Regions from separate parts of the Homo sapiens genome. Here region 1 is linked to region 2. The links are chromatin loops, found by intact Hi-C in ENCODE. Cell type or tissue: IMR-90. All regions are shown on one strand. Links, peaks and the distances in the headings refer to the core of each region. The heading gives the core; the rest is flanking DNA. Region 1 overlaps GRIK4 (glutamate ionotropic receptor kainate type subunit 4). Region 2 overlaps TBCEL-TECTA (TBCEL-TECTA readthrough).

Region 1 (8,000 bases), core at 1-8,000, 310 kb before region 2:
CCCAGTAGCTGAGATTACAGGGGTGTGCCACCATGCCCGGCTAATTTTTGTATTTTTAGGAGAGATGGGGTTTCGCCATGTTGGCCAGGTTGGTCTTGAACTCCTGACCCCAAGTGATCTGCCTACCTCAGCCTCCCAAAGTGCTGGGATTACAGGCATGAGCCACTGCGCCCAGCCTATTGTGAGATTTAAATTATTTTAAATACAGGAAAATCTGTGAATTGCAGTGTTTTACAGGCATATGTAGTAGGTCGCTCAAGTCACACATATGGAGCCCCTACTATGCGCTGGGTACTGCTTTTAATTCTCACCTAAGTGTTAAGTGTTATCACCTCCACTTTAGAAAAGAAACTGAGGCTCAAAGCCATTGAATCATTTGCCAGACCACAGAGCTAGTCAATGGCTGAGCTGGTTCTGGACCCTGTGTGCCCAGTGCAGTCCATGAGACCTCCCTACAGTCCTCCGGCCTGTTGTTTGTATTACCTTGACAACTTTACAAGACTAGGCCCAAGTTAGTGGGCTGGTGACTTGTGGCTAAGCTGGAAATGGATCAGCTCCAGTTCAGAGGGCAGGAGAAGAGCCCCTCAAATCAGAGATAATAGTATCTATTCCCTAAGACTTTGAAGAGTCCCCGTCTCCTCCCTTTCTAACCCGTTTCAACCTTTGACCACACTCAGTGGCAAAAATAAGTAAACAAAACAAAAGAACAACTTGCTCAAATACATCTGTTCTTCCATCTGAGGATCCAGCAAAGCTCCAGCCTGGGCTGTTAGGGTTTCAAGAAAATCAGTACATCCACACAGGCCCAAGCATCACATGTGGGGTGTCGTGACATCCAGAAAAGTTAAGAAGCGATGCAGGCAGTGGCTCTGGAGACTCCCCAGCCTTTCTCCCTCTCACAGCTTCCTTCTTGCTCCTGTGGTGTTGGATCCAGGCTCTTCCCTCTCTCTTAGTTTGGGTTCCCTGGTTTATTCATCATGTACTTGTCCATAATGACTACCCAGACCTGATTTACTCTCTGTTTATTCATTCAGAAACTTTTATTGAGCATTGACTCTATCTCAGGCATAATTCAGGATATCGGGCATTGGGAACAAAGCAGGAAATAAGATAGATGTGCTCCTGACCTCAGGTGGCTTTCAGTCTGTCTTTAGGCTGCACATCAGGGGCAGCTTCCCCCAGTGCCTCTTAATGTGCATCCCCAAGGTCTGGCTCTGATTGGATCAGCTCAACTTGCAGTGTGGCCAGTCTCACAAGCTGCAGGTGTTGGCCAGGCTGCCTAATAACTACTCTTGGAGAGAGGGTCTACTCCCAGTCCCTCCTGCTCCTATGACTGAGGGAGGGCCATACCATATAGAACAGGGCCATTGAGGCCAACAGGATCTGTAGGCACAGATTCCTCCCCAAGAAGGCATGGAGGAACAAGGGCCAAAATAGTCCCTCATTTATTCATTCGGTCAGTAAGTGTTTAGTGAGTGCCTATTATATTTTATTCTAGGCCATGGGGATTCAGCAGGGCACAGACAAGAATCCTAGTTGTCATAGAGGTTAATTTCTAGTATAATGGAAGGAAGATTCAGATTTCCCAGTATCTTGCAAATGAAATCAGAAATGCCAGCAACAACTCCTTGTGAACCCCCAGTCCAGTCCACAGTGTTTCCTTGTCCAGGGAGGCAAGTCTCAGACAAGGGTCCAGATTTCTAAATAGTTCAGTAGTCCATACTTTGAAAAGCCAGCCCTTCTCTTCTCGGTTCTTCAGGGCTTCTCTGGCAGAAATGAGGGAGCCAAGATTTGCCCGTCATGGATGGCATCGTTAGCAGATGTAAATTTCCTCTTTTAGTGACCCATGCAGCCTGACTTAGTAAAGTCAATATTTCTAAAATATTGAGCCAGATGAATCAGGGGAATAAAGGAAACAGGTATCTTTATTCCATCTTAGAGAACTTTGGGCATCTTTTTAATGGGCTTCTTTTAGGCACCAGGTATTTTCTTAGCAAGTGGGCCTCAGTTCAGTTTTTACATCTCAGTGTGTTTGAGGTACGATTAGCATTTGTTAGGAAAGGGGACTTCTGGATCTTCCCACTCCAAAGGCTTTTCACCTGAAGCCAGAGTGCCCCTCCACAGTGGGTTTTAAACACTACCCAGGTAAAGTTCATTGAAAGATTCCAGCCCAGTTCTTTCCCTCCCAAAGTAAGGGGGCAGGTGGGTTGTGGCTTAAGCGCCTACCACCTGTTGGCTATTGCAGGGTGGGGCAGTGACTATATTTGGGGAAGGAAGGGAGGAGGGGGACAGGATCTCTGGGTGGAGGAGAGCCCACAGCTCTGTGATCCCTACTTTGGCGAGGCTGTGTGGTATAAAAATTCAGAGCATGGGTTTTAGAACCAGACTGACCAGCATTAAATCCTGGGTCTCCCATGTATTAGCTGTGTGACGTAGACAGGCTGTTTAACCATTTTGTGCCTCTGTTTCCTCGTTTGTAAAATGGGAGTGATGGTAGCATTGCCTCATAGGGTCACTGGGAACGGTGTAGGTGAAACGCTCGGCACTGCACATAGCAGGACTTCAGGAAGTGGCAGCTGTGGCTTTTGTTGTTGGCTTCATTCTCTCACCCCACATTTGAACGGGCTTCCTCCCAACTTATTACCAGCCTCCCCCCTCTCTCTTGTTTCAAGGTTCAGCCCTACTTATGTGGCAGCACTGTCTCCAGGGCTGTTCTCGAGTGGCCTGCCTAATGTCAGCATCCATCGTAATTGGATATTCCCCTTCTCCTTCCAGTTTTCTGGGCTTGATGCATCTGATAGCTCTGAGCCTTTTAAAGTTGTGGTGAGCCACCTCAAGCCAGCTGCTGCCCAATGCCAAAGGCCGTGGTTTGCCCTGGGCTAGTGGCCCAGGGCTAATTTGCATCATTAATTTAAAAAAATGTGAGTGGCTCTGGGGCCCTGGACAACTGCCCTAACCCTACACCTGTCACCCTGTGGCCAGGGACTCTGCTTCAGGGGGATGAAAGAGACCCTAGTGATGATATCTTTGACTGTGGAAAGCAGAGGCTCTGATTGAAGCTGGGGCTGTAGCACTCCAACAGGGCACAGTTGTGCCTTACTTTGAGTAACAGGGATTTCAGAAAGCTCTGTCCACATCACACTTAATGAATCCTATTCAGGGTGGGAGAGTCAGTTGAGGGAAGCAATGGTTATTTCAAGAATCAAAGATTATGAAGTGTAAAGAAGCTAACGATGCTGGAAGCCAGAGGTCAGCCCCCTCGTCTGATGGTTGAAGGCGAGGCTCTGAGATGGAAAGTATCACACGGGGCATTAATTAATAGCCAGCCTGGAAACTGGAAAGATATGAGGAGAAATCACCCCCTGTTCTCTTGGGTTCAAATAGACAGATTTTCATATAATGGGTTTATTTAAAGTGAGGGTCACTTGTAAAGCTTTCTCCAGCCTGCATCTGACATCCCCCACCTCTGCCCTTCCACCATTATCGCCCCAGGATCTTGGTGTTTGACTTTCCAACTCCTTCTACACAGCCTACAGATCTAAAATAACAGAGATGGACAAGACCTATTAGGTCAGCTCCTGTCCCACCTGGCCCTTCCTTCTTTCCCTTCCGTGTCTTACCTGAACCTGAGCCTTTCTTCTGCAGGGAGCTACCACAAGCTACCTCCTCTGTTCCTATAGATCAGCGTTTCTCCTGCGGTTAATGAATTAGAGCTTAACTAAGCACCACCCTTTACCATTCAAACAACCTGAGGCTCCGTCCCAGCTTGAGGTTTAATTTCCTGCAGACCCAGAAGCAGGGGCTTCCCTGTCAACCCCTCCCCTGTGCCTCAGTTTGTCTCTGTGAGGCCAAGCATGCTATCAGCTGTCCGCACAGTTTCCCCTTGAAACTAGAGGCGCCCTGGTTATCCGGGCCTCCTGTGGCTCCAGTGCCCGGCGCGTAGCGTTCCAGCTCCACATGGCTGCACCTCCTGCACAGGCTTCCAAGCTTCTCACAGGCTCCACGAGCATGACCTCTGGTGATTCAGAGCTGCCTCTGAGAAGTGAGGGCTAGCATCCCTCCTTCAGTTCAACAGAGTCAGTTGAAGTTGGCTTAAGGAAAAAAAAGTAAGAAGCCAGAAGAGAAAGGCATACAAATAGTGATGAGTCATTCAGCAAACATTCCTTACTCCCCTTCTCGGAGCTACCCGCATCATAGGCATGATGTGGGCTCAGCCATGCATTGAATTGCTGTACTTAGAAATCATCTGGTCCAACCCCTTCCTTTTACGGATGGGGAAACTGAGGTTCAAGATCTTCTCCAGGAAGTTCAGATGTACACATCTGCAAAACGACACCATCTTTAGGTGGCTCTCCAGAGAACGTGCCAATGAGTGGCACAGACAGGGGAGCAGGAGGTCAGAACTAGGAGGTAGGCAGAGCAGGCTATGGGGTCAGGTGAGGCCCCTGGCCAGACCTTAGAATGTTGATTGATGAAGAGAGAGAAGAAGGCATCTAGGTAGATGGCATAATAGCATGAGCAAAGGCTTAAGGCAGGAAAAAAAATGGGATACATTGGGATGCAGTGACAGACAGTATGGCTGAAACAGAGTGTACATAGGGGCAGAGGAGAGATCCTGGCTTCAGTGTAGAGCAAGTTCTGGAGTTCAATGCACCAGGATTCTAATCCTGGCTCTACCAGCACCCTGGGCTTCTCTCCTATGTCTCACAGCCCTCCTCTGTAAAATGGGAATAAGAAGAGTTCTCACTTCATGAGGTTGTTGTGAAGATTAAATGAGATGGTGCTTAAATGTTACTTAGTAGTAGTAGAATTCATATAGTGACTCCTCCCTCTCAGGGTTGTTGTAGAGATTCAGGTGGCACATGTGCCTGGCACTTGGAAAGCCCCAGTAAATGGTATTGCTGCTTGCACGGTGGCTTGGGACCAGGTGAAGGCTTTGCGTGATACGCTGTTGGTGAGGAGAGGCGATGGCGGTCTTGAGTTCTTGGACACCAGGGGGCCCGTCATGGGGCGTGGCACTCATGCCCTCACACACTTTCTTCCTTGGCTCAAGAGCCAGCAAGGCCAATCCATTTAGTCCCCTGTCTACTCCCAGAGAGTTCAGAATGGAATGCGTTCCTGACAGCTTTGGCACAAGAGAGGAGATGGTTCTTTGGAAGTGATGAGGCAATTGTTTGCCTTGCCCTAGGATGGCCAGGGCTTCACGTGTACTCTGTGCAGTATAAACAGGCTCAGAGGGAGACTGCACCCTCTGCTCCATTCAGGCTGCAGCATCGGGAAGTGCTTCCGTGTGAAGGACTCTGAGTTCTCCCAGCCCTCCCCAGTGCACATCTCTGTGAGCCCCGTGGGGCCAGGGTTGTTTGCCATCTGGGCCCAGAGAGCACTGAGCAGCTCCTCACTGTCAGGCAGGAGGACCTGGCCCCCTGGGTCCATCCAGGAAGCTGCTCCTTCCTGGAGGGGGGCTACAGTCAGTGGCACTTACCATTAGCTCCTCTAAACCATCTGCGACACAGCCTCACCCTCCCCTCCCTGAACTGCTCTCTGTCCGGAGGAGGGACCCTGTGAAGATGCAGGAAAGGGGAAAGGAGTAAGTTCCACGACGCCCCTCACCCCACCACCCCTGTCCAGCCTGGGCTTCTAAGGGGTCTCCAATCCATTGCCAGTGCTGACATTTTGAGATGAAGAAGTCCCTCCATGGGGCCACTACACCCCATCATGGCCTTTTATTCCAGCAGCTGAGCCTTCCAACTCCTCTGCTGCCTGGGAGGAAGAGGTAAACGCATCTCCCTCCCTTCCTGTGCCTCCTGCAAACTGCTCAGAGGGCCGAGGCCTGCAGAATCAGCATGCAGGGGTTCCAGAGCTGAGACCCTTTATAAATGATTTCCATCTCTACTGAGCAGGGCACCCTTCATAGGGAACGAAAGACCAGTTCCCAGATCCCAGGAAATCCCCAGGCCATAGCCACTGCTAAGACCCTAATTCAGTTCCACTGGACTCATTTGGGATCATTTCAGTTCAGTTGAGCAAACATTTAATGAGCAATTTCTTTTTGCCAGGGCTGAATAGACATGACCCCTGATCTCAAGGCCATTTATGATCCAGTGAGGGAGATGGACACATTGACACACGTGTATGAGAAGCTCAGAATGGCAGGCGCAGGCCCACAAACCCTCGAGGCCTGATGTGTGTAGAATCCAGATTGAGACATTGGGAAGGTTGAGGGGCTGGGCGTGGTGGCTCATGCCTGTAAATCCCATCACTTCGGGAGGCTGAAGTGGGAGGATTGCTTGACGCCAAGAGTTCAAGACCAGCCTGGGCGATGTAGTGGGGCCCCATCTCTACAAAAAATAAAAAATTAGCCAAGAATGGTGGCATGCACCTGTAGTCCCAGCTACTCAGGAGGCTGAGGCAGGAGGATTGCTTGAGCCCAGGGGTTCAAGTCTGCAGTGAGCTATGATTGCTCCACTGCACTCCAGCCTGAGTTACAAAGTGAGACACTGTCTCAAAACAAACAAACAAACAAAAGAACGGTTGTGTGGTGCATGTACCATATGTAAAGTTGAATCTCCAGTAACCCCATACTCAAACAAATGCATGCTTATATTCAAATACTCACACATTGTAAATAGCTTTACATCTGTCTGTTGAGATCAGATTTTGCCAACAACTGAGTTTGATGAAAAACATCAAGTTTCAGAGCCTTTTGGACTTTGGAATTGGGAATAAGGAATTGTGGCCTTCTATAAGAATTTATTTTCAGGAGAAACTTTCCTTTCTTGGGAACCAACATCACCAGGCTGCTTGGGACAGAAGCTGGCCAGGAATTCAGAGAGCAAGGAAGCTGCGCTGTCTCCTAAAGGCGGCTGACTCAGAGCCACAGTGTGCTGTGAATATAGGGAGGGAGAGATGCCTTCTGGCCTAGGAGCAAGATCTGAGCTGGATGCTGAAGTATGAGTGGGAGTTTGCTAGGCAGAAGGGCAAGAGAAGCCTAGACCATGGTAGTCTGGAGATGCTAATGAATCCCTTCTCAGATAAATGTTTTTAAATGAATAAAAACCTTTTTATTAATAAAAAAGGATAGAAAATAAATAACAAAAATCCAATAAAATGGATAGGGTGACTATGGAAACCAGCTATATGGAAATGCAGTTATATTTTAATAGTGGTATACTAATATATATGCTTCTTCATTAATGTATTAAATAGCATCGAGCCTAATTACTACCATAATCTTGAAGTAATAATGAATATAACTGGTATTTGAAGATATCCTTAGCACTGTAGTGTCATATGAAAACTGCGGTGATTTCTGTGGGAAACAAAGTCACAGGTGCTATTAACACACTGTAGTTTGTTGCCTACATTCAAAATGGAAAGAAATGCTACATTTCACTTAGGGGTTAGAGAAAAGAATGATGTAATTCCCCCCACAAGTGTTCACAGACCCCTGACTTCTACCCACAGACCCCAGGCTACAGGTTAAGAACCCCTGATCTAGAGATAGCCATTTGGGAACAGGATCAGGCAGGAAAATATGTACAGAGTATGTTCTAGGTGAGCTGGCATGCAGCGGGAGATGGCACGGTGGGAGAAGGGGCTGCAAAGACAGGACTTAAGGAGACCAGAGTCACTCGAATTTTACTTGCTCATCAGAAGAATGTTTTTATTATAGCATTGTATTCTTTATAATATGTTATAAAAAGGAATACATGCTCATTATAGAAAGTAGTGAAATGAAAAAAGGGAAGACAATAACTCAGTGTTCCAGTGGCCAAGGCAATCTACAAACATCCCAGTTAATTGCCATTTGCTGGGGATGGCTGTGCGGTGCAGTGGTTAAGGGGCCGGTCTTTGGGGAAATGGGTGGAGCTGTTGAATCTTGACTCTGCTCTTTAATTTCTCTCTGTTGATTTTGTATCTGTAAAATGAGAATGACAGTAATAGTACCTATTTCCTCAGTTTGTTTTGGGAATTAAATATGTCAGTTCCCGTAAGAGTGC
Region 2 (16,354 bases), core at 4,333-12,332:
TCTCCTTGGATGTCAGCCCCTGGAAAGAAATTAGCCCTCCGTTGAGGCATAACTCCTCTTGCTCCCTGCTTCAGAACTGGAGAGCTGGCTCTTGGCCTGGTGCAACAGGCCTGCTTTCTGGCCGCTTTGCACTCCTCTCTTTTACATGAGCTGTTGTCTGTTCACCAAAAGCCTCCCAAAGGAGCAAAGACAGTCCTTGGCCGGTTGCTCCCCAGCCTATTGCTTCCATCAGCACAGAGCAGGGACTTTCCCAAGTAGAAGGCCCGACATGAGAATGGGGGTGTCGGCATCTCATAGCAGCAAGCAGGTACCTCAAGAAGTGTGGCCGATGCCCAGCATGGTCTTGCCCCTGCCCCCGAGAATGAGAAATTTAAAGAAAGGAAAAAAGGGAGAAAACGATAGTGTCCTATTGTCTTATATTCATTCAGGAGAAGAAAGGACAGAGGCAAAGAAAAGTAACACCCAAAATGTAGATTATTTCACAGATGCTATTGGACTTGATCCTCAGTGATGCAGACCCTAGGGAACTTGTCTCATTTCTCCCACAAAACTGAGCCACATCTTGCAACAGTATGGACGGGAAACCTGGGAGCAGCAAGCCAGGAGAGGAGGTGACCCTGTCACAGCGGGATGCAGTGTGTGTTTGTGTGATGGCTCTCCAGTGACCAGGAGGACCAATCAGAGCCCTGCAATTCATTCTCTCCAAAGAGTTCTCAAGGACCCAACCCTCTGACCCCGGAGGATCTCATGTCTGTCTTTTGTAAAAAAGGAGTTGGGCAAAGAGCCTCTTGCAGGGCCGCCCTCAATCAAGGTCATTCATGGGCCAATTGCTACAAATCCTCTCCTCCCACTTTTGTCTCAGTTCCCACTGTTGTTTATTTCCTTCTGGGATCTGGGATTTTCTCCAATTGTGCAGCAAGAGGGAGGGAACTCCTTTCAGGAAAACACACGATAGTGGAATTCTTGAGCTAGAACAGGAGCTTCAAAACTGTGGCCATGCCAGACCTAGAGGCTGCCTCTCAGTATCCAGAAAGCTCAAGGTTTCCAGGGAAATTTCACAAATTTCCAGCCAGCTGTAGCCATAGATATCACCAAGATGCATGAAAGTGCAAGAACATGCACAAAGTGCTTTCTCCTATGGAGAAACAATGTCACTCCCATTTTCCCGTTTCCCAGAGCAGAAGATACTGCGCTGTGTATGGCCTAGGTTTAGGATGAATGACAGGGCAGTATGACTTGCATTCAGCTTGCAAGCCCTACTGAAAGAAGCTGGCTTCAGTAGGTAGGAGAGATGTAGATTGCCAAACGGCAGAGGGAGCTGCCATCTATCTAACCATCATCTCTCTTGACAGCTCAGCCCAGGGAGCTCATGTATCCATTTTGGCAGAATGACACCAAAACCCCTAAAGTAGATGATGGAAGCTCATCTGAGATTAAGTTGGCCATCCCAGTTTTCTTCTTTGGCGTTCCTTACCGCACTGTCTATGTAAGTGGAGAAGCAGCCCATCTGTTGTTCTCTGGCCCTCCCTTTTGTTTGTCATTAAGAAAAGCATTTTAAGTATCCTCTTCCAGAGCTCTGGGAAGGGAGGATTTATTGGCAGCCAAAACGACAAGTTCTGAGATTTCATGAGCTGATAGGTTTTATGAATAAGAAAGTCAAAGGTATATTTAATGGCTAATGTTCATAGTGGAGGAGTATACAGGGCAATAAATTGCTTTTGTCAGTGATTAAACATAGAAGTGAAGCAGAAGCCCCAATGCCATGAATGTTATTTCTGCTACTCAACGAGATAAAAAGATACAATGAACCACAGTAGGAGCAATATCATTTTTCTTTCCCTTCTGGGGGTGTGAAAAGTTTAGGCATCTGCTGTTCTTGGGCTTCCTACCAATTTGAAGCAGAGTCGGAACACAGTAGGGGGGTAATCAACTATTATATCAAAGTTGTTTGCAGAATTGGCCACCCTCAATATGGGTCTGTAGATAGGCCAGAGGGTCTCATCGCCCAACCCACACTAAGAAATGGTCCCATTTGTGATCAGAGCTCTCCTAGGCACCTGTGTTCTCAGGTTTTTGTTTTTGGTTTTTTGGATCATTGGGTTTGCTGCTAGCGAAACTGTGGCACATGAAGAGGAAGATTCAGAGCAGCCGAGCCTGGCTTTATTGTTGGCCTTAAAGAACTGGGTGAGGGATTATACCACACCCCTGGAGGAAGAATGCAACCCTAAGCATGTCCACCTCTGGCCATCTCTACGTCTGGGACCTCTCTCTTCCCCAACTTTTGATTTATGGCTCCGGGATGATTCCCGCTAGAAAAGAGTTCACTATTCCATTACCTAACGGTGGTCCCTGAACCTGCAGAAGCAGCGTCACACAGGCACTCATTAGCAATGTCATTTCTCAGGTCCCACCCCACACCTACTGAGTCAGAAACTCTGGGAGGAGGAGCCAGTAATCTGTGTTTTAATGAGTCCTCCAAGTGGTTCTGATGCCCACAAAAGTTTGAGAACCACTGATCTCAACCATAGGATATAATCAAGACACACGTGAGTCATCACCAGCTTCCTCTGCCAGTCTGTGTGTTTTAATTACACCTGTTGTTCCCTAGCAAACACTTCATTCTGACATCCTGAAACGCCTTTTATACTCTATTCACGGCAGGGCCTCCCTAGTCTGTCTTTGTAATAGCTGGTTTTAAGTTTTGGGTTGTGTTGACCTGATTTTGGCAATAAGGCAGTGAGGACTTCCGTGCTGGAAGCCCAGTTAAGCTAGTTTTTCTTCTCTATTGCACTGTGTGATATGGAGTCTGAAGAATTTTTTCTTGCCCTTGCAACAGGAGGTTCCTTAGCTTGAGGCAGATTTATTTGAGGGTAAATTGTTCCTTGCGTTTCCAACACTTTGAGTAGTGCAGTTTTCTTCAAGCCTCTAGGATGTTCCCAATTACTGGAAGACAATAGGCTCTTAATGTCTCTTCCAAACCCAAAGCCTTGCTTCCAAACACGTAGACCTACCCTTGGTCCAGGCCTTGATAACTTGCCTCTGGGATCTGGGCCACTGTTAATGTCCATAATGTTACTGGTTAACAGAAACTTAACATATGATTGGAATGTATAGGAAAATTATCTCCAGGTTTTCTATATCCAAGAATTGCAGTTCCCATTACAGGTACCTCTGCTGCTGAAGCCGTGTCAGCCACAGGGTTAAATCAGTTTATCTACCAACGTACAGAGCTGCAGATTCACGCAGAGGCTGAATTGTTTACAGGTCCCTTGTAAACTGAGGGTATATCTTGGCTTGTGATTTCCAGTAAGGTTTCCTATTTAATTGGTTTACTAAGCCATTTACAAATCATGAAGAAATCACCATAAGATAGTCATTTACATAAACAGTGTAAAGTAGTCATGCCTCCATTTTTATGCAGCGATTGTACCAGGACACTATCACACCACATGAGCTGGAATGGAACTGGGCATCTGTAGGTCTTAACCTTGTCCTTGCTCTGAGTGCAGGAGTGGTTGTGACATCAGTGGAGGTCTTTTAAATGTCTCACCCAAAGCAGAATATTTTCATCAGAGACTGGAGTTGGATGAAGGAGTATTTGATTTATCTTTCTCTGACACTCCTCTTTTGTCATAAAATAGGAAGCAAGCCCTAACATAGGGCACCTCAATTTTCAAATTTAACTTTACTTCCATGCTTATTTATTTTTCCTGCTTATTTTGTATTAGTGACCCTGAATCTGTCTTTAGTACCCATGTTACTCCCTGTCTGGCCCAGCACATACACGCATGCCACCCCCAGTACACACATACACACACACACCACTCCCAGTACACACACATCACACCTCAATATACATACACACACACCACCCTCAGTACACACACATGTACACACCAACCCCAGTATACACACACATACACACCATGCCCAGTACACAAACATATACATCCCACCTCAGTAAGCACACACACCCCACCCCTAGTACATACACATATACACACCCACTCCAGTATGCACACACTGCCCACCCCAGTACACACACACTCCAATATACACACACACATACACACCACCCCCAGTACACACACACACACACATCCCAGTATACACACACACCACATCCCCCGTATACACACACACTCCCCACCCCAGAATACACACACAAAGCCCACTCCAGTACACACACATGCTCCAGTATACACACACACCTCACCCCAATACACACACACATACCCCCACTCCAGTACACACACACTTACACACCTCACCCCAGTACACACACACACACCATCACCAGAACACACACACCCATACTCCTCACCTCAGTACACAAACACACACTCACGCACCTCACCCCAGTACACACACACCCTTCAGTACACACACATGCACATCTCACCTGTAGTACACACATACACACACACAGAAGCACAACTCAGGAGCATTTGATAAGTGTAATAGAGACAGGATAGGGAACATGAAAATGAGACTGATTATTAATCAGAAATGAAGCTGGTTACAAATCTAATGTGAAAGAAAACCAATGAGTTTGTCTGGAAGTAAACGAACCTCTTAGTCTGAGCAATGGAACCCGGTGTTTGGGGGTTCTAATTCAGTAGTTTAAAAGTTGTTTTCATTCATACAGTTAGGCGAATGTCTGTCTTGGTTTGTGACTCTGAAGTTGTTATGGTTTCAGATCCACTGTGCAAAACCTCTCTTATTTTCGTAGGTCAATAACAACGGAGTTGTTTCCTTCAATGTGCTAGTGAGCCAGTTCACGCCAGAATCCTTTCCCCTGACAGATGGGAGAGCCTTCGTCGCCCCATTTTGGGCAGATGTGCACAATGGAATTCGAGGCGAGATCTATTACAGAGAGACCATGGAGCCTGCCATCTTGAAAAGAGCCACCAAGGACATCAGGAAGTACTTCAAAGACATGGCAACCTTCTCTGCCACTTGGGTTTTCATTGTGACATGGGAGGAAGTCACGTTTTATGGAGGCAGCAGCACCACACCTGTAATAATTCAAATTTTCTGCTTTCCACTTCATAACCTGACATCTAATTCTTGTCCATCTTCGCTACCACGAAGGAGTCTAATTATTAGAGCTAAGGAGTGTCAGTTCCCTTGAGTTAAACTAATGAGTTTTGCTACCCACTTTGCAGGAAACAGAGGGAACTATCACAGTTAACCAGCCCAGTCAGCTGTAATATTTCAGAAGATATGTCACCCCTATCACAAATCATCACTAATGCCTAAAAAAAAACCCTCAAAAACTTTCCTGCTGTAAGTGACATTGCTGTTTTGCAGGAGAGTGCTTGAGGCACTGAGACCCATTCCAGGCCACATGCTTAGGGACCCATCTAGGGACCCAAAGGTCCTTTTCTCTTGCCCGAGGTACAAGTGCCTCTCTCCATCCCTGATTTCCTCCCTCTCTCCCCAGTAAAATTTGGTTGGAAGAGAAAAATAGCGTTCCAAGTTTGGGCCCAAATGATCTGGCTCATTTTATTATGTTGTGACATCTTTTTTATTGTTACCAGGGCTGAAATTATTCATATTTGATGTTAATTAGAGTGGGCAGTGAAAGCATTTCATGAATAAAGTTTCAACATCTGCTCTGAAATCCCAAATAAGCAGTCAAATAAAAGTCAGATAAGAAAGATTATCACTGCCATTATTGCAGAGATAATCAACTTTCTACATAAAGGGACAGAATGCAGTTTTCACAAAAGCCTGCAGCTTGTTTGGGTGACTTTGCCAGTGGAGAGTTTTGAAGTAGTAGACACATCTTCAACTGTATAATTTCTAGTAAGCAAAGACACTCAAAAAATCTGCCCTCCACTTACTTAGGATTATTTCCAATTCCATCTGTTTTCCAATTTCCTTGGCAACGAGTCAATTGTGGAGGGGTGGAACAAAAACGACTGAGTTAGAGAGAGGTGAAAAAGTGCTGGGCTTGCAGTTCACAGCTGCGACACCACGAACACATTATGTTTTAGCACCTCCTAGCCAGAGCATCAAGAAGCACTTTATCGCTAAGAGGTTCTGTAGAACAGAAAGACACAAGTTTAAACAGCGATGCATTGGCTAGAAATAACCTCTAAAGAAGCACACATTTCCCTCTGTCACGTTATAGATCGCTAACGACTCCTCGGGTGATGTTTTATGTCCTTTAAGCCTCATATCTTACAGCGTTAGAATGTGGGATGCCAGCAATTGATAAATTTTAGTGTCATGGGGTTGGGGGAAGAAATGCCTATCAAATGCTGACCACCAGTTTTTCAAAAAAACTTCCATTGGCAATAAAAATGGCAAGATAATTTAGATACTTTCTGGCTTATACTTTGGAGTATATTTCTGAACTAGGTGAGAACTCTTTCTGTGAGGATGAATGAAGTAACATCTAAGTGCTTTGAGCTCCTTGGAGTAAAAAAAGATGATGTAGTTCTCTGGAGCTGCAAAAGTGTCCATCCATCCCCATCTTTGAAATTGGCCCCACCTCTTTCATCCCGTTATTCCATGTTTCCCCTTCTGTATAGAAACACATATGATCAGGCCAGCTAAACACTGGGCTTGAGAGGTCTTTCAAAGGCAAAAATTCTCATGCGACGCCAACAGAAGGGAAGGAAAAGGGACATGTTTACTTCAAGGAAGGAAAACTAATATTTACTGAGGGTTTACTATGTGTCTGGTGCTGAAGGCTATTTTTGCATATCATTTAACCCTCCCCAAAATGTTCCCGGACAAGTACTGTCTCCAATTTCAAGGGAAGGGAACAGGCCGGGAGAGGCCAAGTATCTCGTTCAAGTGGCAAGAAAAAGAATAGGATTCAAATCTCCTAGGAGACAGAGCAGGGTTCAAACCAAAGTCTTCCAACTCCAAATCCCAGACTCTTCTTTCTTCAGCTGCCTCCTGCGGGTATTGCTGAAGTCCTCAGAAGCAAAAAAGATTTTTTTATCCAGAAGAGTCTTGGAATGAACGTTGAAGAATTCTGTAGTGTGAGAATGTGTAAGAGTGAGCTGAGGTGCGTGCGGGTGGCAGTCAGCCTCTGGGGTGTCACTGGTATGGCTGGTTGGTTTAGAGGTGACTTCAGGGGTTGGAAATGGATTGCTCTTGAGATCTGCTTGGACCAAAGATATTTCCAGCTTCACTGTGGGAGAAGGAATTCCCTTCTGAAGGAGAATCTTGGTCTGAAGGAGGCTCTAGCTTTAGTCCTTGTGTGACTTTGACTTTGCCCCTGTCCCTTGAACAAGAGCCTGCTGGTGACCTTACAGCAATCTTGAGCCTACTGCTCACTCATCTCTGTGTCCCACTGTCCTCTTCTGTTGAATGGGGCCAGAGACTGAAGGCGTTTACCTGAGCAAGTCTATCACAAACGCCATCAGCCGTGGCCAGCACAGAGCATGGGAAGAAAAGTTCTTTACAAAAAGGGCTGTTCTTACTCATAGCTTGCCTCCCTTTCTGGGATCATCTAGAATGGGGAGATTTGGGGCTTCCAAGATCCTCTACCCCAGTTTGATTACACAGGATAAGGATTTGTGTCTTCCTCTGCATCAGACAGAGTGTCAGGCAGCTGGGAAAAGTGCTAGGTTTGAATAGAAAAAGGTCAATGCAGCCTCTCCTTTTAACTCTATTTCTATTAAATTTTTTGAAAACATGTGACAAGGGGTGAGGATTAGCAAGAGGAAAATATAAAGGACAGGGTTTGCTACAGCTTATTTCTGAAAACCATTTACAAGTTTCATATGAATTTAAGCAACATCTCTATCCTAAAAAGTTTAAAATGAAGACAGCATGGAATGGCAGTGCTCTGAGAGATGGACTGGGAACTCTGGCGCAAATCTCGTTTTCTGTTGCTGGGTCACTGTGAAATTTCTAGTAACTCATTTCCCGCAGTCCCTAGTTTTCTTAACTATAAGATAGGCGTGGGCCAATACGATCACCCGTCTTAGCGTTGGTCTGGGGTACAGATGAATGTTAACGATTTTCAGAAATAAAGTGATGCACAAATGCTCAATTAGAGGAGTAACTTCTCCCCAGAAAGTGCTTTTTAAAAATCACTTTCCCACTTCCATTTTTAAAAGGGGAGACATCTCATCAAGATTAATGTTGTTTTCCGGGAAGAGAGAGAGCGCAATCCGCATGGCCACTTTAATCACACGGACTGGTATCTGCTCCCTCTTCCAACCCGCTCTGCAAGGGGAACCGGTGGTTGCATCCTGGTCCCCGGCCGAGTCTTTCCTGTAGTTTATTCTCATGCTGCCATCTATAGGTGCTTTCATATTATCACACGCTTAGCCGGGCCTCTGAATTTTCTGTCTGGTAGAAGTCAGAGATATAAGTGGGCGCTGAGTCAGACTCTGGGTTTATCTCAGGCAATTTCTCTTTTAGAAGCACAGTCCCACATGTCTTGCTTTTCCCAACGGAGGCGAGAACAAATTCAGAGAGGAGTCAGAGCTGGAGGGCCTGGCTGCAGAGCAGCTCTGAGCTGCCTGTGGGTGGGGAGGGCGCAGGGTGAAGGGAGGACCTCCTTGGGGCCAGGACCTCCTGGGGAGTGCAAGTCATGAGACTGCGCATTCCCATCCTGTAGGTGAACACCTTCCAGGCCGTCCTAGTGTCCGATGGCTCCTATACATTCACCCTCTTCAATTATTACGAAATCAACTGGACCACGGGGACGGCGAGTGGCGGCGACCCCCTGACAGGTCTTGGTGGAGTGATGGCACAGGTAGGTGGCTCTCCACTTCATCCCCCGCGTGTTTCCGTCGCTGCACTCTCTGCTTCTGTGGCTCAGCATCCTGGAGGGAATCCTGCCACCAGCTTTTAACTAGAGACGCAGGTCTGATCTCGCAGGTGGACTACGAGGCTAGTCCTGCCCATGTTTGGCACCCTGACTCGGCTATGAAATGAACTAGGCAGTCCTTTCTCACCTAGAATGCTGGCCCCAGTGACTCCAGGAAAAGACGGCTCTTGATTTTAGAGGTGCTGGATTTTAAAAATAAGGTAGTTGGGCCAGTTAACCCATGGGGAATTTTTGTACTCAAAAATCTTGTCTTCCTTTTGTGCTGCAGGCAGGATTTAATGGTGGAAACCTCACCAATTTCTTCAGCCTCCCGGGGTCAAGAACCCCCGAGATCGTGAATATCCAGGAGACCACAAACGTCAATGTTCCAGGCCGCTGGGCATTTAAAGTTGATGGAAAGGAAATTGACCCAGCCAATGGCTGCACCTCAAGGGGTAAAGCTTTTCCTCTGTCTGTGGCAAGGCAGGGTTTGTTTAGTGTAGATTGACAGGCAAGCTTTTAAGCCACGGGGGCGGACTCATTCCTGATGCCTTACTCTTTTGACATCTCTCCGCTGGGTAATGGAGATCAAGGTAATTTTAGCATGTGCATTCATCACATCAGAAGCTAAAACACTGCATTCACTACCTTGTGGCTTTGGAAGTCCTTTTCTGGAGTGTGCACACAGTTATCCGTTCTGAACAACTCCGAAATGGACCAAGATCTTGAGTGATTTCTGAGCCAGAGGGACAGAAGGCAGCCCTCCTGTTTAACATTATTTTTGTTGTTGTTGTTGCCATTTCCTCCCCCCGCCCTTTATGTTTTTCTTCTCATCCTTATTCTCGCTCTGTCTTCTGCACTTTGTAGATCTACAGGAATGGGTGCAGTTGGAGTATTGCCAAGTTCCTATGAGGGTAAATCAGTACTTCCTAGTATGATTAGAAAAAAAAGAAACAAAAGTTCTCCTAAAATCTTCCCAGCATCAGCAAAACGTGCAGGAATTTGAGGAGAATCAAAGCTGACTTTGGGTATCTGTGAGTAAGCTGTAGTTGAACCTGGGTGGATGTCCTTCACATTGGGCACCCAAAGTTTGGAGCCTTTTCTGAACTATCGAACCCCTTTAGATGTGCAAACTCACCATGGACTTTCAGAGAAACATCCTGGTTTATGAATTCCTGCTTTTTTGTGTCCAAAAATATTTAGAAAACAGAATTTCTGATAATATTTCTACTTCCAGGAGTAGAAGCTACAGAAATTAGAAGAAGGAAATAATGCCTCTGTTCATTAGTCCATCCACCCACCCATCTATCCAGCTACCCACCCACCCACCCACCCATCCACCCACCCATCCATCCACCTACCCACCCACCCATCCACCCACCCATCCATCCACCTACCCACCCACCCATCCACCCACCCATCCATCCACCTAGCCACCCACCCATTCACCCACCCATCCATTTATCCATCCACCCATTCACCCACCCATCCATCCACCTACCCACCCACCCATTCACTCACCCATCCACCTACCCACCCACCCATCCACCCACCCATCCATCCACCTACCCACCCACCCATTCACCCACCCATCTATTTATCCATCTACCCATTCACCCACTCATCCACCTACCCATCCATCCATTCATCCGTCCACCCATTCACCAACCTATCCATCCACCTACCCACCCACCCATTCACCCACCCATCCATTTATCCATCCACCCATTCACCCACTCATCCACCTACCCATCCATCCATTCATCCGTCCACCCATTCACCAACCTATCCATCCACCTACCCACCCACCCATTCACCCACCCATCCATTTATCCATCCACCCATTCACCCACTCATCCACCTACCCATCCATCCATTTATCCATCCACCCATTCACCCACCCATCCATCCACCTACCCACCCACCCATTCACCCATCCATCCATTTATCCATCCACCCATTCACCCACCCATCCATCCACCTACTCACCCATCCACCAACCCATCCATCAAGTCATCCAGCCATTTAGCAAGCCATTGCATCTTTCTGAAAAGCATTTTAAGAGCCCCATTGAAATGCCAGCCACTCTGTGAGGTGCTGGAGATAAAGCTGCTCTAGCTACCATGACATTACTATGGTAGAGGAGACAGAGCCATGGGAACAATGATGACACAGCATAAGACATATTATGGTAGACACTTGTGTAGGGTACTGTGGAAACACAGAGGAAGACCATGGGAAAAGTGTTTCCAGACCTCTAAGGAAGTTTTGGATAGGAATGAGGAGGTGCCTTTATCCCCTCAGATAGAAGCTTGGACTGCTTGTCTTGGCAGCCCTGGGAGGCCTCGGGGTTCTTTCTTGGCTCAGATTCAATTTGTTGTTGTTGTTGTTGTTTTTTGTTTAGGAGACAGGGTCTCTCTCTGTCACCCAGACTGGCTAGAGAACAGTGTCGTGGTCATAGCTCACTGTAACTTTGAACTCCAAACTCCTGGGCTCAAGTAATCCTCTCACCTCAGTCTCCTGAGTAGCTGGGACTACAAGAACCACAACCATGTCAGCTAATTTTTATTTTTTGTAGAGATAGGGTCTCAGTATGTTGCCCAGGCTGGTCTCAAACTCCTGGTCTCAAGCCATCCTCCCATCTCAGCCTTCCAAAGCACTGGGATTAAAGGTGTGAGCCACTGCACCTGGGCTCAATGTGTTTAATATACAGAAAAGCCACATTCACATGGTCTGACACACCTGTGCCCTCTGCCCCTTTCCCTGTGCTGTGATTAGTGCCTTCGCTCTAAGGTAGGTCATGTGTGAAGATGGCCTGCCTGGACCCTTGCCTCTGTGGACTCTGTAAAGTCCCCCATGTTCAAAATAACAAATAAATGTTTTGCAGCTAAGCTGGTATTAACTGGATAGGAAATAATCTAGTTCCAGAGCTCATTAGGATTTGAGATTGTACCCTCCTCCCCTACAGAGTGTAAATACGGCATCACTTAAGGTCTGTGAGAGATACCAACTCAATACTACATTATCTCCCTCCCCTGTATAGCCTGGACCAGGGGCCTCAGAAGTTGCAGACTCTTACCCAAATACCTCTTCCCTTTGTCCAGGCATCACAGAGATGACTGGCTATGGCCATACAACATGAGTGCCCAGTGACAGCCTCTCACCTGGGTCCTGGGAATGAAATGCTGTGATAACGGAAAACACTGGCTTGCAGAGCTGCGGAGTTGGTCAGATGCCAGCTGTGTACACAGTCTCCACTTTGACTTCATTCTTTTCCTCCTGAGTTATAGGTTTGGGTTTCATATACGGGATGATTTCAATATCCTTATATAGACTGCTATGCATTTTTATGTGCCTCCGGACATATATCAATCTAATGAGACTGGGATTTGGCCTGGGGTATAGCAGGGGAAGTGTTCTGTAGAGCTGGTTTATTATATCATCATTCCACAAACAAAATTATCTCAAAGAGTCTACCTTTTGGTCCAAACCTCCTCTATTCAAAGGCATTTTCCTCTCACTTATTGAAAGCCTGAAAAAGCAGGGCCTGGAAATGATGCTGAGTGGAGGCTGTCACAATACATACAGCCCTGAACTAGTGCCAAGGAGTGCTGAGGATTAGGACCTGTTTTCAGGGCTGATGCACATGACTTATTGGGAATGTGACTAAATCTATTCTCTCATTTTTCAACCCTATTCTCAACAGGTATAAAATGGAATTGCCTGTTGAAACATCATTGTTCCTGTTGGGCAGATAGAGTCAAGACTGTTACTGATACACCCGCACCCTCAACTTGGGTTAACCTTGCAGCCTTGTGCTATTCACTCGATAGTCAGTTTTATAAAAACTTGAGATGTTATTTACATTTCTTAATGCTGTGTCTTTGATACTTGCCTTTTCAGACATTCTCATTTTACAAGTGCTTCTACTTCTATCAACCTGTGTCAACTTTTTTATAACATCGCTGTTCTCTGTGAGACAGGGATGAGAAACAGCAGTATCCACATTTTACAGGTTAGGAAAACAGACAGGTGGAAGTTGAATGAGTAGTCTTGGAAATGGATTGCAGATTTGTGACTGCTGCCCAGTTCTCTTGACCCCAATCCCCCAGCAAGGACTAGATCACAGTCCCCAGCCCAGACGTGTTTCTATTTCAATTAAAGGTTGATGTTAGCAACCAGAAAATTTCAAAGTTTTTTGGTGGGGAGGTCATTTATTTACAGAAATGATTTTAAAGACTGCATGTCTACCAAAGAAATAATAGTGTTTTTAAAATTATCACATCCCTTTAAACCATTCCCCTCCCCTTTCCTCATTCTCTTCCTGACCTAGAATTTGTCAAGAAGGTCTGTCCGGTGCATAGACAGAGAGAAGTCCTGGACTTGGACAGGGCCCTAGAGTGGGAAAGAAGACAATTTGTGTAGGTGTAAATCCTGCCTAAGCAGCATCTGCAGGATTCATGAGCCTTTAAATGTGCAAGAAAGTGGTCAGTGCTTTCCAGAACCTTCCCAGGGAGTTTGGGATTTATACTCATGCATCTGACTCCTGATTAGTGCTATTGACCTTTTCCTGCACATACTGGGCCCCCAACAAATGTCTGTTGAATGAATGAACAAATTAGCAAGCAAACAGTGAGTGTTGCCGAGTAACCTGGGTAAACTGGGTCTTCCTTCGGAAGGAAAGGCAGGAAATGACTCCAAGTGTCATACCCTTTTCCATGGATTCATGATAACGTGGTTTTCCTTGAATGTGAGTTTGCTCACCAGCCATGGAGATAATAATACCAAGAGCTTAGACGGGATTCAGACAGACTCCTCTCGGAATCCTGGCTTTACCACGGAGCTGCTGAGTGATCCTGGATGAATTACTTCACTTCTCTTAAGGCTCAGTTTCCTCATTTGTCAAATGAGGGTGACCATACCTCCCTAACAGGGTTCTTACGTGGATTAAATGGTATAATGGAAGTAAAGCATTTAGCCCAATGCCTGGCACAGAGGGGAAATGCTCAGTAAATGTTGGCTCTAATGTCATTATTCCCCAGGACAATTCCTTCGGCGAGGGGAGGTGTTTTGGGATGACTTGAACTGCACCGTCAAGTGCCGCTGTCTGGATTTCAACAATGAGATCTACTGCCAGGAGGCTTCCTGTAGCCCCTACGAGGTGTGCGAACCCAAAGGCAAATTCTTCTACTGCAGCGCTGTGGAGACCAGCACATGCGTGGTGTTTGGGGAGCCACACTACCACACTTTTGACGGCTTCCTCTTCCACTTCCAAGGCTCCTGTGCCTACTTGCTGGCCCGACAGTGTTTGCAGACTTCCAGCCTCCCTTTCTTCAGTGTGGAGGCCAAGAATGAACACCGCAGAGGTTCAGCCGTCTCCTGGGTGAAGGAGCTCTCAGTGGAGGTGAATGGCTACAAGATTCTCATCCCCAAAGGAAGCTATGGAAGAGTCAAGGTGAGCCCCTTTCTATCCTTCACGGGGAAATGGAGAAGCTGGAGATTCTTCAGCCTAGGGAAGACTTCCCCAGATCTACTGGTTCTGCTGTTTGTCTCTGTACAGTGCCAAAGAGATGCACAGCTCTCCCCGCCTTGCAAATAGCTTGTAAAATACTTTACTGGGCCAAATTTTATGTGTACAAGAGCTATCCTAAGCTCTCTCCTCAACATGTCTATCTGCTTTTAAACTTAGAGTACATTTATATTCCTAGTTCCCTCATAAACACTGATAGGCACACACACACACACACACACACACACACACACACACACACACACAGTTCAGAAAAACTGGAAAGAGATAAGTTTCTCATGGTCCTGGCTTGCAATAATTGTAGCCACATAGCCATGCCCTGGAGATGGTACAAACACAATACAAACCCCCAATTCACTACAGCCTTTGATTAATAATCCTCACCCCACCTCAGCCCCAATTCTGTTTGCTCAAGAGCTGCTGCTTCATTTTCAGAGAAACCTCCAAATGGATTGATGTCTCCAGAGGTACCACCTGTGCAGGCACCTGGATTGGCTTTGGTGACTTCCTTAGTGAGGCTTGGGTGGGAAAGTCCCATGAAAGCTCTGCCCAGACACCCCTCGAATAGAGTCCCCAACTCCCACCTAGAATAACAGAGAAGAACATGGGCATCTGCTGGCCAGTTTAGCATATGCAAATGATTCCTGTCACTGTCCACCTGGATTTCAAGCAGGGACATCAACAAAAGAGAAAAAGCAAAAAGCTACTAGCAATTACTCAATTTGTGCAGGCCCCAATTTTCATAATGTTAATCAAGACCTTGTTGCAACCGTGTATTTATTCAAGCAGTAATAACCAAGACCACAAGGGGCTGATTGCTGCAACCCAGTGCAATCCTTAATCCCCATGCATGGAGGTCATTACAGAGATTACAAACCAGAACTGATGCCAATGCAGGGATTTATTTCTTTTTTAAAAAAATGTGTTGTAGTTTTAATTGATGTAGCATGTCCAACAAAAGGCAGGGCCAGGGAACTAATTCCACTCTTTCTGGCTCTGCCTTTCCCAGGTCTGTGCAGTTTATCAGTCTCATTATGAGGAAAGTGAGCTATTACTGTGGTTGAAATGCCAGTGTGCTTGCTATTTGGTTAGTCTCTGTAGGGACAACTCTGTATATCAAATCAAGGCTAAGAGTTTAGATATAGAAATTTGGAGATTTTCCCTTTTAAATTTATATTGTGCTGTTGAGCACTATACTTATCCTTGTAGATAGATGCTGGCATTTCAAGCTAGAAAAAATTTTCACTAGCTTCCCCCTACTTTCCTGTATTTGGGGATGATGTGTATATCAGTAGTTGAAAAAGAAGGCTTCATGCTTTATTCCTATTTTGTATTTTGATTAAAATTCTTTTTTATTCTCAGTCAGATTTTTTTTTTAGAAGGAAAGGGACACCGTAATTTCTTTCAGGCCCAGCAGCTCTGCTAATTTTGCGTGACTCTGTTCCATCGTCCAAGCATAGGGCATGGATTCCTCAATTTTCTGTAGCGACAGGGCGATGTGGGTGAATGTAAATGTTTCAGAAAGAAAAGGTTATGTGACTCCAACTGCAAGCTAACAATGGCTTCCTTTTCCTTTTGCCAAATGGTTTCCAAGCGTCTCTGAATACACCTGCCCTGCTGGGGAGACTGGCTCGATGGATGGCAGAGCCCCGACCCAGGGTGATGTGGGGACAGGCAGGGAGAGGGCTGGGAAGCAGGAAGGAGCCTGAGATGCTGGGAGGCAGCTGACTTCTTCAGCCATGCTGTGCCAGACCAGAAATGGCCACTAAGATCTGTTCTTCCAAAACACAGACCCCCCTTCTCCAGCACTGTCTCCATATGCTGGGATTAGGAGCTGGGTTCTGTACATGGATTTTCCCCACTGAACTGTTCTCAAATAACAAAATAAACAGTTTAGGATTAGATATACCAGTAGGACCAAAAAAAGGCAGCATAAGTAAAAATCCATCTAGAAAAAGCGCCTCCTTCTAGCTAATACCAGTTCTCATCTTTCTTCCCCGCGTGAACACGAGTAGTTTAGGGTGCTCCAGTGAACAGGG

The links. Hi-C counts contacts between places; a loop is a spot of excess contacts. Peaks named below come from ENCODE experiments on the same cell type or tissue, not always from the same donor. Only the 100,000 strongest peaks of a DNase experiment are listed, where the experiment ranks them.
Region 1: a loop joins it to region 2, with 4 times the contacts of the local background. A loop is called at or near these places in 7 of 110 quality-filtered maps.

Annotation. Positions count from the first base shown.
Region 1 is chr11:120,803,561-120,811,560 of GRCh38, forward strand. The region is part of intron 4 of GRIK4 (glutamate ionotropic receptor kainate type subunit 4); the gene reads left to right. LOC105369532 (a long non-coding RNA gene) reads right to left here. Exons shown (of 3, transcript NR_133008.1): 3 at 7,785-7,918. Among named protein-coding and RNA genes, the nearest start is that of TBCEL, 220 kb to the right of the region's middle. In IMR-90, for the core only: no CTCF peak of the experiment used is centred there; a DNase peak (open chromatin) is centred at 4,091.
Region 2 is chr11:121,104,479-121,120,832 of GRCh38, forward strand. TBCEL-TECTA (TBCEL-TECTA readthrough) reads left to right here. Exons shown (of 30, transcript NM_001378761.1): 9 at 1,353-1,486; 10 at 4,733-5,020; 11 at 8,594-8,731; 12 at 9,075-9,240; 13 at 13,828-14,240. It overlaps TECTA (tectorin alpha), which reads left to right. Exons shown (of 24, transcript NM_005422.4): 3 at 1,353-1,486; 4 at 4,733-5,020; 5 at 8,594-8,731; 6 at 9,075-9,240; 7 at 13,828-14,240. Among named protein-coding and RNA genes, the nearest start is that of TECTA, 11 kb to the left of the region's middle. In IMR-90, for the core only: a CTCF peak has its summit at 8,281 (motif pointing left); a DNase peak (open chromatin) is centred at 8,313; H3K27me3 peaks cover 2,558 bases.